Linked DNA regions of Homo sapiens: region 1 is linked to region 2. Evidence: chromatin contacts called from ENCODE Hi-C or POLR2A ChIA-PET data. All regions are on one chromosome and are shown on one strand. The core of a region is the stretch at or near the end of the contact, and the rest is flanking DNA. Distances in the headings are between cores, read along the strand shown.

Region 1 (4,815 bases), core at 531-3,030, 150 kb before region 2:
TGGTTTTAATAGTAGTGAGCAGTGATTGCTATGGGAGAGTTCAGCTTTGTTCTCGTTTATCTATGCTTGAGAAGGGAGGGTTGGAAGTGGTCAGAGCCCAAGAAATTAATCCAGGAAAAGAACCAGAGAAAGAGGATCTGTGAGATGGATCAAGAGAATGAAGATAGAGCCAGATTCATGTCTCAGGCTAGAGAGAACTGAGTATCCAAAAGACAGAATATTAGCTAGGTAGGTAGTTGTGGAGAGAAGCTCCACTGTTGACAAATACACATGCCAAGGACAAATAAGAAAAAATTACATATTTAAAAATAATTCTTCTGCTGTGCTCTCTTAGCAGGCTCCAAGCATTGTCAGTGATGTGCTACAAAGAGGAACAACTAAGCTGACACAGATATGAAGGCAGCAATGACACTGAACTGCCAGAATAGTGATCCTCAAAGGTGGACAGGTGTCACACCTGAATCCCTGGGGGTCAGGACCAATCAACTTCCCCGCCTACCCCAACCGTGGCCACTCTTTCTAGTCATAGTTTATCTTATGCCTCAGGGGCAGTAATGGGGTTAAGAAATGGTAGAAAGTATGTACCCAAATTCTCAATCACATTTGATTGTTCACTAGAACTTTTTCTAAGAAGACTAAATGGTGAGAACGGGGGGATGGCCCTCCAGGAAAATTCAGGTAGGTGTCATAATATTTAATGAAAGAGGCATTTCCTTTTTTAATCCTTTGTAGGGTCAGAAAAGAAAAAAATTCAAGATATGCAAAGGAAGCCAGATCAAAATCCCCTTGGCCATGGATACTGGTGCCCTACATCAGCACCCTTCAAGAGTGTGGATGAGGCTGAGTAGGTGGGAACCTGCATCCCTTGAAAGAAGCAGGCAAGGACAGGGTAGTGACAAGTGCTGGTCACTTGTGAGGGCTGCCTCCCCATCCAGTTCCCTCTGCAGCCAGGAGCAGGAGTTGTTTCTGGCTCAAGCCAGCCCCCATGGCCGCCATTCCCTTATATGACCCTGCTTCGCAGGGTAACGTACCAGACAGTTTCACGCTCGTTATCCTTGCAACGGATTACTCGGTGAGGAGCATCAGAGAACTGAAAAGACAGACTGACTTCGACTTGAATCCTGGCTCTTCCTCTTACTAGTTTCATGGCCTTGGGTATGTTACTTGTTTTCCTGGAGCTTTGTTTTAATAATCTTTGAAATGGTAGTCAATGGAGAATTAAATGAGATAAAACAGGTAAAATATTTGGTACTGTACCTGGCATACAGTGGAAGTTGAATCATGATGAATATCAGTTTTTGTGAAGGATCCAATTAAGCAATTCTGTCTCTCCCTCCTATGAGCCACCATTGTACCAAGTACCACCTCCAGTATTGTATCTACCCCTAAGGATCACCATTGTTTATTTTTGCACGTGTCTCCTTAGCTGGACTGTGAGCTTCCTGCAGAAAGAGAGCAAACCTTACAGCTTCGTATTCCTTAAACTGTAACCAGCACATAGTATATAACCAGTGAAAGTTCGTCATATCCCCCTGGCTCCTCTGCTGACTGAATGCACAAGTGAATGAACAAAGGGGATGGTGGTGGGGAGAAATGAAACTAGAGATCTTCAGTTAACCAAAGGGAATGTTCCAACAGAGCCCACTTTTCTTGTTTTGACTGGTTCGGCAAGTAAGACATCAGACTTACCGGATATTGTTCAGAGCACTGTTGACTAACTTGTTGACAAGGGATGTCTGGGCTGCATTATAGCCAGACAGGGAAGGCTGTTCAAGTTTCAATACTAGGTTCCTGAGTTAGGAGTGACTAAGCAGCAGCCGCCCCATACTGCCAAGCTACCGTGTGGTTTCACACCATCTGTCACTTGCTGAAGAGGACGGAGTCCCCCCTAGAACTTCCCTTATTTCACTACCACCTACTGCAGCTGGGTCTGCAGTTTGTAGGCAGGAGATGTGGGGGTCAAACTATACTTCATTTGTGCCCAATTTTCAATTGCTATCTAGACTCTTTTCCTCTCTGGACTTTAACCTTTGCTATAAAATTTCCCTAGAGCTTCAAAATTGTACCCCGAAGTGCCCCTGACTAACATCAAGCATATATGAAGATAATGTCTCAGTACTCTATTTACAGATGGAAAAATGAGTTATTCCACTGAAGCCAGGAAAATCCATGCTGGCACCCTAGCAGTCCATCAGAAAGTCGTTATTTCTCCACTGTCAGAGATCCTGTCCTGAATATGCAGCCTAGCACAGCATGTTATGGAGGTAATACCCATGTCCTTTGCCCAAGGCGCTTGCTCTTACTTGTCCTCGTGGGCACAGTGGAATTCTAAATCATCGATGCATACTGCCTGTTTTGTTAGGTCCCTTTAAGTTCATATTCAGCTGACCTGGCAAGAGATATGCAGTAAACTTTGCTCAAAAACGTTAGGACCGGAGATATAGCAAACTTCAGCAAAGATGGAAAGAACCATCCTGCCAACATACCGATTTTAAGAACAGCACTCTCTCACCAAATTCAATTATCTTGTTACTCAAAAATATTTTTTACATGTGATTTCATTGTGTCCCTTTGAGAACAGGGAGAACAAGTAGCTTATCTAGGATGGCATTGGTCCAGGCCTCTTATTCACAAAATATGTCAAATTTAGACTTTCACCTTAACTTCAAACGAGGTTATGCATATGGTCACTGAGATTCAGGATAAATGTGAAAAGGACTTTTTTCTCATGCAACTATACAATTACCCCATTATAAAACTGCACAGCCTGAATTAATTTTTACAAGTCATCACACAATTATGTTGCATTGTTTATAGTGTTTCACAAGTGTTAATTTATTAAATGTAAACACTCAAAATATACTATATTTTTGCAAGCCTGTTTTGACAGTTCCTCAATCAATGTACTGGGGCTCAACCTCTGGGAAGTGCTAGGTCTGAATTATCTTTGTGATGGTAAATTCCAAGTCCACAGGAGAACCAGCAAGTGTAGATTTCATCCCTCATGATGAGGCCTGCCGCGTGCCCTATGGAAGCAGAAAGATGATCACTCAGCTGCTTTGGGGCCTATTATAGCTTCTCAAATATTTTGAAGTACCCAAAGCATAGATAACCAGGTGTTTTACCACAAAAGTCTAGTTCTAAGAAAATATTCTTCAAGAGACTATGGTGACCTATCATTAGTCATTGATTAGGTTTAAAAAGCCATCACTTTAGTGTCCACTGGGTGACACAGCGTCTCTCTGAGACTGGTGTAGGAAAGGAAAGGAGTGGCAGCTCTGAAGCAAGCACAGAGCTAACGGCAGCTTTCACCCATCAGCAGGTCAAAGGCTTTGTTACCCAGACTGCTAGTTCTCGTTTTTGTGCATGTTATGAGAAAGACTCACACGATGTGGCTGAGGACGTTTAGGAATCAGTAGTGCAGCTTTCTGGACAGTAAATGGCAGCCAATGACATCAGCCGCAACCTGCTCTGCAGACCTTGAGATTTAATCATGATTTAAATAAACATCGTTTGCAATAATTTTTCATTAAATTAAAATTCCTGATTCACATTAACCAAGTCCCCCTGCTCCTGTGCATCCATACCTGAAGAGAGGTTTTAAATAACCAGAATGCTAAGATCAAGATTTTTATTGAATAAAGAAGCCTTTCTCCCAATTTTTAAAGCCAGGTTTCAGAAAACAGCTTTGATAAAGCCTGTTTCCAGTGGCCTGATGGGATTCCAGGATGCAGTCATGCTGTAAGATGGTGGCCAGACGTGTGTGATTTGGAGCTCTACTTCAGGAAAGCTTGCAAGTAGTCATGAGCTCATGGCAACATGATGTGCTCAGCCAGCCATGAGCACACTTCATTTGAAGTCTTTAAAGAAGAAAAAATCTTTAGAGCATATATTGGGCTCTAGACAAGTGTAAGTCATATTTGTCATGAAAGTGGCCTTAGGGTTGGGGTAATTGAATCTTATATTCTTGGATTGTGATGCCTAGTATTTCTCCTTCCTTTTGCCATTAGTGAAAAAAACCTAGAGGAGAAAAAGCAGATTGGCATTCCCAACTTTTCTCCCAGCACTCGCCTGAGGGGCAGAAGCCCTTGACTGGACTTTCCAGCTTTTTTCCAGGCAATTTCTTCCTGACCCCAGCTTTCCCAAACAGTCAAGGCACTGGATCTTCTGGGCTGATCATCATGCTCCTTCTCCCAACTCAGCTCACTCCTCAGCATTTCCTGTGCCCTAGAAACTCAAATTCAGCCATGGCTTCTATCCAGTGTCTCCAAACTGTTAAAAATGTCTCTTCTAAGGAGAACTCAGATTTTTAGAAGACTTTGAAACAATCTAATTTTACTTTCTGTCAAATGTTGAGATTATTTTCATTTCTGGTAGCAGCTGAGGAAAGAGTGTTACTTTTTGTATTTTTTGCATATTAGAACAACATCAATGAAATATTTTACCTGAATGATCTTCTTCCCTGTTCTCAACCCACATGAGTCCCATCAACTGTCTAATGAAGACAAGGCATGCTGATGGACTTAGGGCATGTTGGGGGAATGGTGAATAGACCAAGGCAATAAGAACAGAACTGTGATGTGAGAGGAGTTGGGAAGGTGCGTGCTCATCAGTGGTTGGGATACAAATCTTGAATAGCCATCTATTGTGGCCACCATAGTCTTTGAGGAATGATATTTAAAGACTATCTAGGCCATGGAATCATGTTATTGGTCTGTGCTTTGGCCCTACACTTGAATGCAATGTCCTAAATCAATGGCATGGAATGGACCTCCACCATAGACTCCTGTTGCCCCTTCATTTTTGAGAACAATC
Region 2 (4,995 bases), core at 1,728-4,227:
AAGATGAGAGAAGGCAAGTGTCCAGCACAAAAAAAGCCAGAAGATCCAACAAGCTGCTTGTCCCTTTTCCGCCTGCTTTGTTCTGGCTGCCCTGGCAGCGGATTGGATGGTGCCCCACCCCCCACACTAAGGGTGGGTCTTCCTCTCAGTTCACTGACTCAGATGTCAATCTCTGATGGCAACACCCTTACAGACACACCCCAAAATACTCTACCTGCCATCTAGGCATCCCTCAATCCAGTCAAGTTGACATCTCATATTAACCGTCACAATGGAAAAAGGTATGGAGGATCCTAAAAAAGTTAAAAGTAGAACTACCATATGATCCAGCCATCCCACTATTGAGTATTTATCCACAGAAAATCAGTATGTTGAAGCGATATCTACACTCCCAGGTTCCTTGCAGCATTATTCATAGTAACTAAGATATGGAATCAACCTAAGTGTCCATTAATGAATGAATAAAGAAAATGTAGTAAGTATACACAATGCAATATTATTCAGCCTTACAAAAAGAAGGAAATTGTATTATATACAACAATGTGGATGAACCTGGAAAACACTAAGTGAAATAAGCCAGACACAGAAAGATAAATACCATGTGATCTCATATGTGGAAACTTAAAGAGTTGAACTCAGAAGCAGAGAGTAGAATAGTGGTTACTAGGGGCTGAGGTGGGGATTACCAAATATATGCTAGTCAAAGGTAAGAAGTTTCAGCTAGACAGGAAGGGTAAGTTCAAGAGATCTATTGCATAGCATGGCAACTATAGTTAATATATTGTATATTTCAAAATTGCTAATTTTAAATATCCTTACCACAAAAAAGAGAGATAATAGATATTTTAGATTGATTTAGCCATTGTACAAAGTATACAGGTATAAAACATCACATTGCAACCCATAAACATATTTTCGATTAAAAATAAATCTAAAAACTTGTAAAGCAAAAATTAAAAATCCTTAAGTGTAAGAACCAGAGGGCCTCTTTGGCAGCTTATCAAGAGGCCCTCATCTCCTACAATAAAAGAGTAAACACAGCTCAACAAAGAAGTGAGAAAAACAGAGCTTCGGTGGGAAATGAATGTGCCCAGCCAGCTCGTGTCTGTTATGTTCAGGTCAGGACCTTGATGGGGAAAACTGGGGGATGGGGACATCTGGATGGATGCCTGAGAGTCTTGGCTCTACAGACCCCCTGAACCCTCAGTTTACAGAGGCGGCTTACTCTTCCCTAGTAAGTGCTAGCACTTCCCAGTAAAGGCCTATGTCACCAAGGCCTGCAGGAATGCACTGAGCATGGGGCACCAGTACCACTCAGAAGTTCTATCTGTTGCAATATGATCTTGTTTCAGGGCCAGCGTTGGCTCTCCTCTGCAGACCAGGGCTAGGCTCATGTATATCCACATGGGCTATGGCCTTCCCTAGGAGTCAAGGACTCAGACTTCCCATAGATAAAGGTCTGGGACACCAGGCAAGCTCTCTAGCCCAGGAGAAGTACTAAGGCAAGGGTGAGGATAATCCTGAGTAGGCAGTAGAGAAAGAAGAAAGCCATGTATGGCCTCAGGACCAAGTGCAGCAGTAAGAGGTAGAGCTAATCCTACTAACTGCTCTCCCCTACATGCACTTGACATCCATCTGAGTCTCAGTTTATTCCAACCTGTGATGGCATTGAGATGGTAGCCTGTTTCTATATGGTGAGATGACGTCTACTTCATTGGATTTTCGTGAAGAGTAAATGAGCTTATATACATGGTACATAGTATACATATGTTTGGCCTCTTTATAGAATGTTTTGTCATCTATGTCTCCTGTTACATGGAATTCCCAAGCTGTGCCTCCTAATTTAGTGAAATAGTACCCCAAAATGAAGGTACTGCAATCGTGAGCAATGATAGAGGGGTCACATGGTTCTGAACACCAGCCACAGAGGCTGCTGACAAGTGAATCCTGTCATCCTGGTTCAATTCCCTGCTTTAGAAGCCGCTAGATAAGTTGATTCTGAGAACCAAGATGTTTCTGAGAAGCTGGTTGTCATTTGTGATTGTTCTACATCCTTCTCCCAAGATTTTCCTTTCATCATTTTAATGCAGCTCTTAAACTTGAGTCATGACAATGATCAGCAGGCTCTCATGAATTTTGCTGCAGCAAGGTGTTGGTCAGAAGTTGGTAACATTCAATCCTTTCCAATTTGTCAGGTTCTCTGAAAAGCAGAGGCTGGGAGAAAGGTTTTGGAGTGAGAGGTTTCCTGGGGGTACTGCCTGTGAACAGTGAAGGGTGAACACAAGGTCAAGCCAGTGCATTAGTTTCCTCTTGCTGCCATAGCAAGTTACCACACTTACTGGCTTAAGACACTAGTTTATCATCTTATGGTTCTGGATGTCCGAAATAAACAGGTTTCTCTGAGCTTAAAAAGTCAAGGTCTTGGCGGCAGCCTGCGTTCCTCCTGAAAGTTCTAGGGGAAAATCCACCTACTCACTTTCCAGCTTCTAGGGGCTGCCTGTACCCCTTGGTTTGTGACCTTGAATCATTCTAACCTCTGCTTCCTCTCATTCTGACTGATTATCCTATCTCCTCTCCTTTTCAAGTACCCCTGTGATGCCATTAGACCCACCCAGATAATCCAGAATAATCTCATCTGAAAGTCTTCAACTTAATCACAGATGACAGTTCCTTTTACCATGTATAGAATACTCGCAAGTTCATGGGATTGGAATGAACATTTTGGGGGCATTATTCCACCCATCATAGTGAGGAAAGCCTTCAGGTGGCTGTGCAGATCTAAAGTGGGGAGGAGGACTAGGCATAGAGACTTCAGTTCTGAGGCCGATCTGACAAAGTCTCCACCAGTTAAAAATCAGCAGAGTCATGTATTTTGGCAGAAATAGTCTCTAATTATAACTACCAGACTCAGTCGTTGGCTGGAAGCTGCCCACGAAGACCATGACCTTGGCTTGAAAGCCCAAGTGGATCCGGAAGGACAGCTGGAGGCTTTCCACCATCTGCGCTCATAATAGCTGAATAAGAAGTTTTTCTATGAAGGGAGATCCATGTAGCATTTTCTATGGCCACATCTTTAGTGACTGCACGAATTGAAAGGTACATAGGGATAATAACAAACAATATGGAAGGACAATCCTATGCTAGATTTGTTACCTCTGTTCTTGGATGTGTTACCCAGCATGAGTATCAAAGGGGTTTTGCCTAAGAATCTACCCTACAGAAATAGGAGCACAGAGAAGCAAGGGTATGTTATGTTTCTTCACTGCATCATTTTTAATTGCCAAGGAGATGGACAACCTAAATGTCTGTCCGTAAGGCAAACACTAAGTTCCAGTTCATTCATACTATAGAATACTGTGCACATATTAGGAATGAGTGGATCTTTATTGATAAATTGCCAAGATACATCAAGTATAGATAGGAAATTGCATAAAAACATAAGTTATCAGCACTTTTGTGAAAGCTTGTTCTTCTACTTAAAGTATTTTTAAGTAATCTTTTAACAAGCAAGTGGGATGGAGAGGTGGGTAGTGAGAAAAGGACTTTGAATCTCAAGAGGAATATGTAAGACTTTCTACCAAAAAACTGCTTTTCTATTTCTAAACTTTTAAAAAGCAACAAACATTCTGATGGCTGCCATGAATGTTCACATTCTAAAGTTATTTTCAGCTAGGAAGTCAACTCCAAATAATGGAAAAATAGAAAACTATGATTTATCTGGTTGTACCCTTGGCATAATGCCTATTTTTCCATGAGACCTCAGCAGAATTGCCTGAGAATCATGAGGGGCGTTTCTTTAGCCGACATCACTGTGAATTTCCTTGTATCACCAGAAGAGGGCAAAGGTGGATAAATTATGGGACAGCTGACACTAAAGGCTCAGACTTACAGAAGTCACTTTCATTTTCCTCTGCAAGGCTGGAACTGCTGCTCTTGGCATTCTTGAACCTTAGAAGTGGTATCAGATATTAAGAGGGTGTATCATGCAAGGTTTAACCAGAGAAACAGAACCAGGAGATACATATTAATACATGTTGAGATTCATTGCAAGGACTTGTTTTATGCAATTGTGGAAGTTGGCAAGGCAAGCCCATTATCCACAGATAGGGAAGGCTTTCAGGAGGAACAGGCAGGAACTCAGGGGCTGCTGAAACTTCTGACCACAGCAGAATGTCTTCATTAGGGAAGCCTCAGCTCTGTTCAGTCCTTTCAAATGATTGGATTAGGCCCATAAACTTTTCTGGGAGAATATCCCTTACACTTCAAGTCAACTAATTGTGAAGTTTAATCATACCTACATGACACTTCTAAAGCAACACCTACATTAGTGTTTTTAGAACTGGGGACAGTGGTCTGGCAACGTAGGCATATCAAAAAATCATTACAGTCTACCCTTATCAACTTGGCACCCTTAGGCCTCACATTAAGACACAGTTAATCTCCAAATAGATAGTCAATTCTGCCTAATATAATACAGCTGTCCCGTGTACAACTGAAAACACAGTAACCCTTTCCCCAAAAGAGGGCGCAAGTTTACTTGGGTACAGTTTACTCTTCTTTAATATGTGATAGCTTGAATACTACCATAACAAATACTAGGTCAACTAGTATTAACATTTATATTAGACTGTAAGAAGATGAGACACAAATAGTTACTCTATATGCAAACATTCCTAACAAATATTTGTAACTGTCAGTGTCTTTGTTTCTACAACTAGTCAGATGGTCAGAGCTAGTATTTATAACCACCTTCTGCCAACCCCCCCTTCCATATTTCCTTTACCTCCAGTAAGTACTTCAGCAGGCTGTGGTTCTTTGCCGTATTGGGTAACCCAACCTTTCATTCCTGAAAGGTGTGGACCATTAGCAATCCCTTCTGAATGGAGTGGGTATGGTATTCACTTGACTGATCACAAGACATGGTGGTGCCAAGAGACACCCTAAGGGATCTTGGGTATTCCAGGCATATTAGACCTTACCTCCTTGTGTAGCAGT

Evidence for each region. A loop is a pair of places that touch in the nucleus more often than their neighbours do. ChIA-PET counts read pairs that join two places held with the same protein, here RNA polymerase II (POLR2A). Pooled maps may share reads with other maps.
Region 1: a pooled map shows a loop between it and region 2 (2.2-fold over the local background). The contact joins two enhancer-like sites. A Hi-C loop is called at or near these places in 1 of 168 maps with a recorded cell type or tissue (prostate gland) and 3 of 50 pooled maps. POLR2A ChIA-PET finds 5 or more read pairs at or near these places in 2 of 52 experiments (H1 and activated CD4-positive, alpha-beta T cell).

The regions. Positions count from the first base shown.
Region 1 is chr4:77,584,041-77,588,855 of GRCh38, reverse strand. LOC105377296 (a long non-coding RNA gene) reads left to right here. Exons shown (of 7, transcript XR_938912.3): 4 at 335-1,155; 5 at 2,131-2,264. It also overlaps a transcript of CXCL13 not described here. Among named protein-coding and RNA genes, the nearest start is that of CXCL13, 19 kb to the left of the region's middle. Within about 2 kb of position 1,780, at least 3 of the 41 ENCODE cell types and tissues checked have a DNase peak (open chromatin) inside an H3K27ac peak, as active enhancers do.
Region 2 is chr4:77,432,418-77,437,412 of GRCh38, reverse strand. No RefSeq gene overlaps it. Among named protein-coding and RNA genes, the nearest start is that of CXCL13, 170 kb to the left of the region's middle. Within about 2 kb of position 2,977, at least 3 of the 41 ENCODE cell types and tissues checked have a DNase peak (open chromatin) inside an H3K27ac peak, as active enhancers do.